Linked DNA regions of Homo sapiens: region 1 is linked to region 2. Evidence: read pairs that join two places in POLR2A ChIA-PET (ENCODE). Cell type or tissue: A673. All regions are shown on one strand. Each heading gives the region's core, and the rest is flanking DNA. Links, peaks and the distances in the headings are about the cores only. Region 1 overlaps TOGARAM1 (TOG array regulator of axonemal microtubules 1). Region 2 overlaps LINC02277 (long intergenic non-protein coding RNA 2277).

Region 1 (2,925 bases), core at 126-2,625, 570 kb after region 2:
ATCTCTCCATTGTAAAGGTATATTTTCCTCTTTAGAATTAGCATATAATCAGTACAGTGATACTTTGAGACCCTAAGAATACCCCGACAACTTTTCACCCACTGTGTTTAGCATCCACCAATGGTCTTTACCTGTATCATTTATTACACTGGGGGCTTACAAATAGTAATTTTTTTTTTTTTTTTTTTTTTTGAGATGGAGTCTCGCCCTGTTGCCCAGGCTGGAGCGCAATGGCGCAATCTCAGCTCACTGCAACCTCTGTCTCCCAGGGTCAAACGATTCTCCCACCTCAGTGTCCTGAGTAGCTGAGATTACAGGCTCCCACCACCACGCCCAGCTAATTTTTGTATTTTTAGTAGAGACAGGGTTTCACCATGTTGGCCAGGCCTGTCTCAAACTCCTGACCCACCCGCCTCGGCATCCCAAAGTGCTGGGATTACAGGCGTGAGCCACCATACCCAGCCCAAATTGTAATTTTTAAATTACAAAGGCCAGGCAGGGTGGCTCACACCTGTAATGCCAGCACTTTGGGAGGCTGAGGCAGGCAGATAACCTGAGGTCAGGAGTTGGAGACCAGCCTGGCCAACATGGTGAAACCCCCGTCTCTACTAAAAATACAAAAATTAGCTGGGTGTGGTGGCACACACCTGTAATCTCAGCTACTCGGGAGGCTGAGGCAAAAGAATCACTTGAACCCAGGAAGCAGAGGTTGCAGTGAGCTGAGATCACACCACTGTACCCCAGCCTAGGCAACAGAGCAAGACTGCATCTCAAAAATAATAATAATACTAAAATAAATTAATTACAAAAAGAGTAATTTTAAAAAATTGTGACATTTCTTCTCTGTTTACTACCTGCAATTCTTTTTTTCTTGTATGTGTAATAATTACATATTATTTTTTGTTACTAAATTTTTTTTAACTTTTTCATGATAAAATTGTCCCAAATTTAACTAGTGGCTGGCTCCTGTGTCCTTTTAACATGACTGTTCTTTAGTCTTTGATTATTTCCTTAACATAACATTTGGACGATTGCTTGAGGCCAGGAGTTCGAGACCAGCCTGGGCAACATAGTGAGATCCCCATCTCTACAAAAATAAAAAAACTTAGCCAGGCATGGTGGTGCAGGCCTGTAGTCCCAGCTACTTCGGAGGCTGAAGTGGGAGGATTGCTTGAGCCCAGGAGTTCCAGACTGCAGCAGTGAGCCATGATTGTGCCACTGCACTCCAGCCTGCTCAAGAGTGAGACCCAGACTCAAAAACAAAATAAAACAAAACAAGAGTAACATGATGCCTAGCCTTACTTTGGTTTTTTTTTTCTTGCTTCAGACCTGGAATCAGCCATTTTTTTCAGAAGTCCTAGTACTGCCTTTTTATTGGGCAGTGGTATTTGAAAACAAAAGTCTGAGTATAGATTTGCTCATTGCTATTTCTTGCCATTGTGGTTTGACCCTTTCAGTGGACAGAACCAAGGAGTACTTGTTTTTTGTTTGTTTGTTTTTTAATGCATTTATATTAATACCTCCAATTCAAAACTAGTACTGCAGGGTTCTTTCTCATCTTCCTTTATTCCATATTTGAATCTCCCTTCGTTCACAATAAAATCCCTGCTACCCAACATCAGTAATATTTATTCATATGCTGTATCCTACAGTAACCCCCCTCCCCCCACAAAATTGCTAGACCAGCAACAGCAACCAACTACCTACTAAGTAAAGTTTAAGATTTCGTTACAGTTCTTTTTGTATTTAGAATTATTCCACAGTCAGAATTTTGTGGTCAAACTTTTCTTAAATTAAGTCTTTTATCTATGTAATTATTATTCAAACAGCATGATGAAAGATGAATAGGAGCTTGCTAAGTGTGGATAGGTCCCAGTGAATTTCAGACTAAAGGAATAGCGTGTTTAGAGACACTGATTATGTGAAAGAACTTAGCAAATTAATAAGAGAATGGGGAATTTTTGCACAGCAAACACAAGGGGCCTAGTGGGAAGTAGCAGATGATACTGGAGATGTAGATGGGGTAAAGTATGGAGATAATATCTTGCAAATAATGAGTTTGAACCTTCTGCAGTAGACCTCAGATGGGAGGAGGTGAATTGAGTGTTCTCTATGGTTCCTTTCAATCCCAAAACTTGTAGATTTTTTTGGAAATAATTTTCAGATTTATATAATCTGGTTATATGTTATTTCCTTGTATTATAAGCATTATCTGGTAGTGATGATTTTTTTTAAGGCATTACTCTTAAGACTGCTTGTCATGTGTCAAGTCTGAGATGTCAGTGTATATATTATTAAAAAGATTCTGGTGCCGGCCAAAGCAAAAAGAATCTGAAGATAAGTGCATTTCTGAAATGCCAGCATAGACATATTTTGCTTTTGAAAGATGCTGTGGTGTAATTAAAACTTAACCCAGAAATCAAGTTGTAATTACTTGTTCAAAAAAGGTCTTAGAAGAACTATTTTAATAGAGGACAGGGAATAAATATCTAAACAGTTTTATGTGTGCAGTTTAAAAAAAGTATATATACATGCATATTTTAAATTATTAGACTTTATTTTTTATTTATTTATTTTGAGACGGAGTTTCACTCTGTCGCCCAGGCTGGAGTGCAGTGGCGCGATCTCGGCTCACTGCAAGCTCCGCCTCCCGGGTTCACGCCGTTCTCCTGCCTCAGCCTTCCGAGTAGCTGGGACTACAGGCACCCGCCACCATGCCCAGTATTTTTAGTAGAGACGGGGTTTCACCGTGTTAGCCAGGATGGTCTCGATCTCCTGACCTCGTGATCTGCCCGCCTCGGCCTCCCAAAGTGCTGGGATTACAGGCGTGAGCCACCGCGCCCGGCCTGGACTTTAATTTTTAAAGCAGTTTTAGGTTCTCAGCAACTTTCAACAGAGAGTACAGATAGTTCCCATATACCCCTG
Region 2 (2,925 bases), core at 94-2,593:
ATTTCTTCATTTCTTAAGAAATTGACTTCCAAATTTAGCTGAAATCACATTAGAATTCATTATATGACTTTTTCTTCATAAATCTAAATGAACTGCAAAGTTTAACATTTCAATATAATCATGATAAAATTAAATCTTAGTTCATTTTAGAAAGTTAACTTGAAATTGCCTAAAGAATGAATAGAGTGCATTTTTCAATGAAAAATGTTTCTAGCTTGCAGTAATGCAGCTTTTTCAGTCATATAAATAGAAGCTACCAAATATGCTTTTGAAAAAATACGATTTATTTCAGAATTGAATTACTGACTTAGAACTTCAGTGCTGTCTTCTTTACAGACATTTAGCGTACTTTATCCTAATCTTACTTCTAATCTTTCATTTATACTTTTTCCTTTGATTCATTCCCTCAGCTCCTTCTAGGACTTTGTTTAAAATATCTCCTGCCCCCTCCCTTTAAAATGCACACTCTATCATTTCCCATCCCCTTCCTTTATTTCCTTTATCACACTTATCCCTTGGCATTATTGATATTCATATATTTTCCATCTCACTTGCTAGAATTTAAACTACACAAGAATAGGAAGTTTATCTGTTGCTTTAACAGCCACATACCCAGGTTGAGAACAGTACCCAGCACATAGTTACTTCTCAACAAATACTTGTTGGAGGAGTGAATGAAGCAATAAAGAGAAGTACCAATTATACTATTAAGTAAACATTTCGCAACCAGAATACTAAGAGACGAATGTAGGCAAGAGGTGGTAACTGAAAACACCAAGTCACAGTTGAGATAAAACTCACCTATACATGCTACAGATTTAATTAAACATAATATTGTATAATTAAAATTACATCTAATATTTTAGATACATGTTTACTCTTTTAGAATTATAACCCACAACTATAAAATAATAGTTCAACAACTCTAAATATCACATAAATTTCCTAATAAAATGCAGCCAAAATGTCACTATGTTTGTAAAAATAACTTTATTTTCCCACTCAATATATAATTTCCTTCTTTAATTCAAATATTCAAATAACCTGATGAGGGAAGAAGCATAGTCTCTGCTGCCCATTCTCGCTATCTGTTTTCCCATTTACCCCTTATTCCCACTCTCATCACCCCATCTTCACTATGCCGGAATTCACTCCCTTCTATACGTCTTTATTGTCTATGCTATGAATAATTATCTTTTAAAATCAGAAAAAGAAAGCAATTACTTAAATGAGTAGTTATTTAAATAAATGTCTGTTTTGTTTTGTTTTGTTTTGTTTTTTTGAGACGGAGTCTCGCTCTGTTGCCCAGGCTGGAGTGCAGTGTCACGATCTCGGCTCACTGCAAGCTCCGCCTCCCGGCTTCATGCCATTCTCCTGCCTCCGCTTTCAAGTAGCTGGGACTACAGGTGCCCGCCACCACGCCCAGCTAATTTTTCGTATTTTTTTTTTTTAATAGAGATGGGATTTCACCGTGGTAGCCAGGATGATCTTGATCTCCTGACCTCGTGATCCGCCCACCTCAGCCTCCCAAAGTGCTGGGATTACAGGCGTGAGCCACCACACCTGGCCAAATGTCTGATTTTTGTTTGGTTTCAGTTTACAACATTTTTCTTTGCTTGTATTATTATCACTGTTTTTAATATTGATTAGAAACAAATAGTGCCTTGAACAGTAGATATTTGACTACCATTCTGCTACTGAAATGGCCTCCCAGTGTCCAATGGTTCATTTAAAATAGAAGAAAATGTAGTTCTACTAAAGATTTCCATAAAATTATTTATAAAAAATTTAGGATGTCTTCAATGAAATGTGTGAAAATATACAGAATTTACTTTAATGCAGTGCTTAAATTGAACCAGTCAGCCAAACTGACTTCTAAATAAGCAGCTGATGGATATATATATAGAGAGAGATAGATATGTAGATATATAAATACATAATTTATTAATCAAATGATTGCAGTGTTAAGTAAACAACTAGTACTTTGCAATGTAAAAGCACATTACAGTTTACAAAATATGCCTACATGGCTTCAATTCCAGTATAAGTTACTATGTCACTAAATGCCACTTTTGGAATCCAAATTTATCCACAATTTCCCCAACCTTTGCATTAGCAAAGCAGCTCTTACAACATTGGCCCTCAAAGAGCCTCATCTGCCACAAATAAATCAGCTCTTCAAGACAACAGAGCAATATGACTGAGCCACAGCTAGTATCATACTGAATGAAGAAAAACCGAAAGCCTTTCCTCTGAGATCTGGAACAAGACAAGTATGCCCACTTTTACCACTGGTACTGAACATAGAACTGGAAGTCCTAAGTAGGGAAATCATACAGGAGGAAAAAATGAAGGACATCAAAATTCAAAAAGAAGAATTCAAGTTATAGTTGCTTGCAAATGATATGATTTATATTTGGAAAAACCTAAAGACTCCACAAGAAAACTATTAGAACTGATAAATTCAGTAAATTTGCAGGATACAAAATCAACATACAAATATCAGTAGCATTTCTATATGCCAACAGTGAACAATCTACAAAAGAAATCATGAAAGTAATCCCATTAACAATAGCTACAAATAAAATGAAACTCCTAGGAAGAAACTTAATCAAAGAAATAAAGATGCCACAATGAAAACTATAAAACATTGATGCAAGAAATTGGAGAAAACACAAAAAAAGTAAAGATATTCCATCTTCATGAATTGGAAGACTGAATATTGTTAAAATGTCCATGCTACCCAAAGCAGTCTACAGATTCAATGTAATTATTGTCAAAATACCAATGACATTCTTCACAGAAATAGAAAAAAAATTTCTAAAATTTATATGGAACTGCAAAAGACTGAGAATAGCCAAAGTTATCCTGAGCAGAAAGAACAAAACTGGAGGAATCACATTATCTGATAATATGGTTTCGCTC

The links. Peaks named below come from ENCODE experiments on the same cell type or tissue, not always from the same donor. Only the 100,000 strongest peaks of a DNase experiment are listed, where the experiment ranks them.
Region 1: POLR2A ChIA-PET joins it to region 2 with 7 read pairs; 2 of 35 experiments call an interaction of 5 or more read pairs at or near these places.

The regions. Positions count from the first base shown.
Region 1 is chr14:44,965,701-44,968,625 of GRCh38, forward strand. The region is part of intron 1 of TOGARAM1 (TOG array regulator of axonemal microtubules 1); the gene reads left to right. Among named protein-coding and RNA genes, the nearest start is that of TOGARAM1, 5.0 kb to the left of the region's middle. In A673, for the core only: no CTCF peak of the experiment used is centred there; no DNase peak of the experiment used is centred there; H3K4me3 peaks cover 1,723 bases; H3K27ac peaks cover 1,185 bases.
Region 2 is chr14:44,395,745-44,398,669 of GRCh38, forward strand. All of the region lies in intron 2 of LINC02277 (long intergenic non-protein coding RNA 2277), which reads right to left. Among named protein-coding and RNA genes, the nearest start is that of LINC02307, 11 kb to the left of the region's middle. In A673, for the core only: no CTCF peak of the experiment used is centred there; no DNase peak of the experiment used is centred there.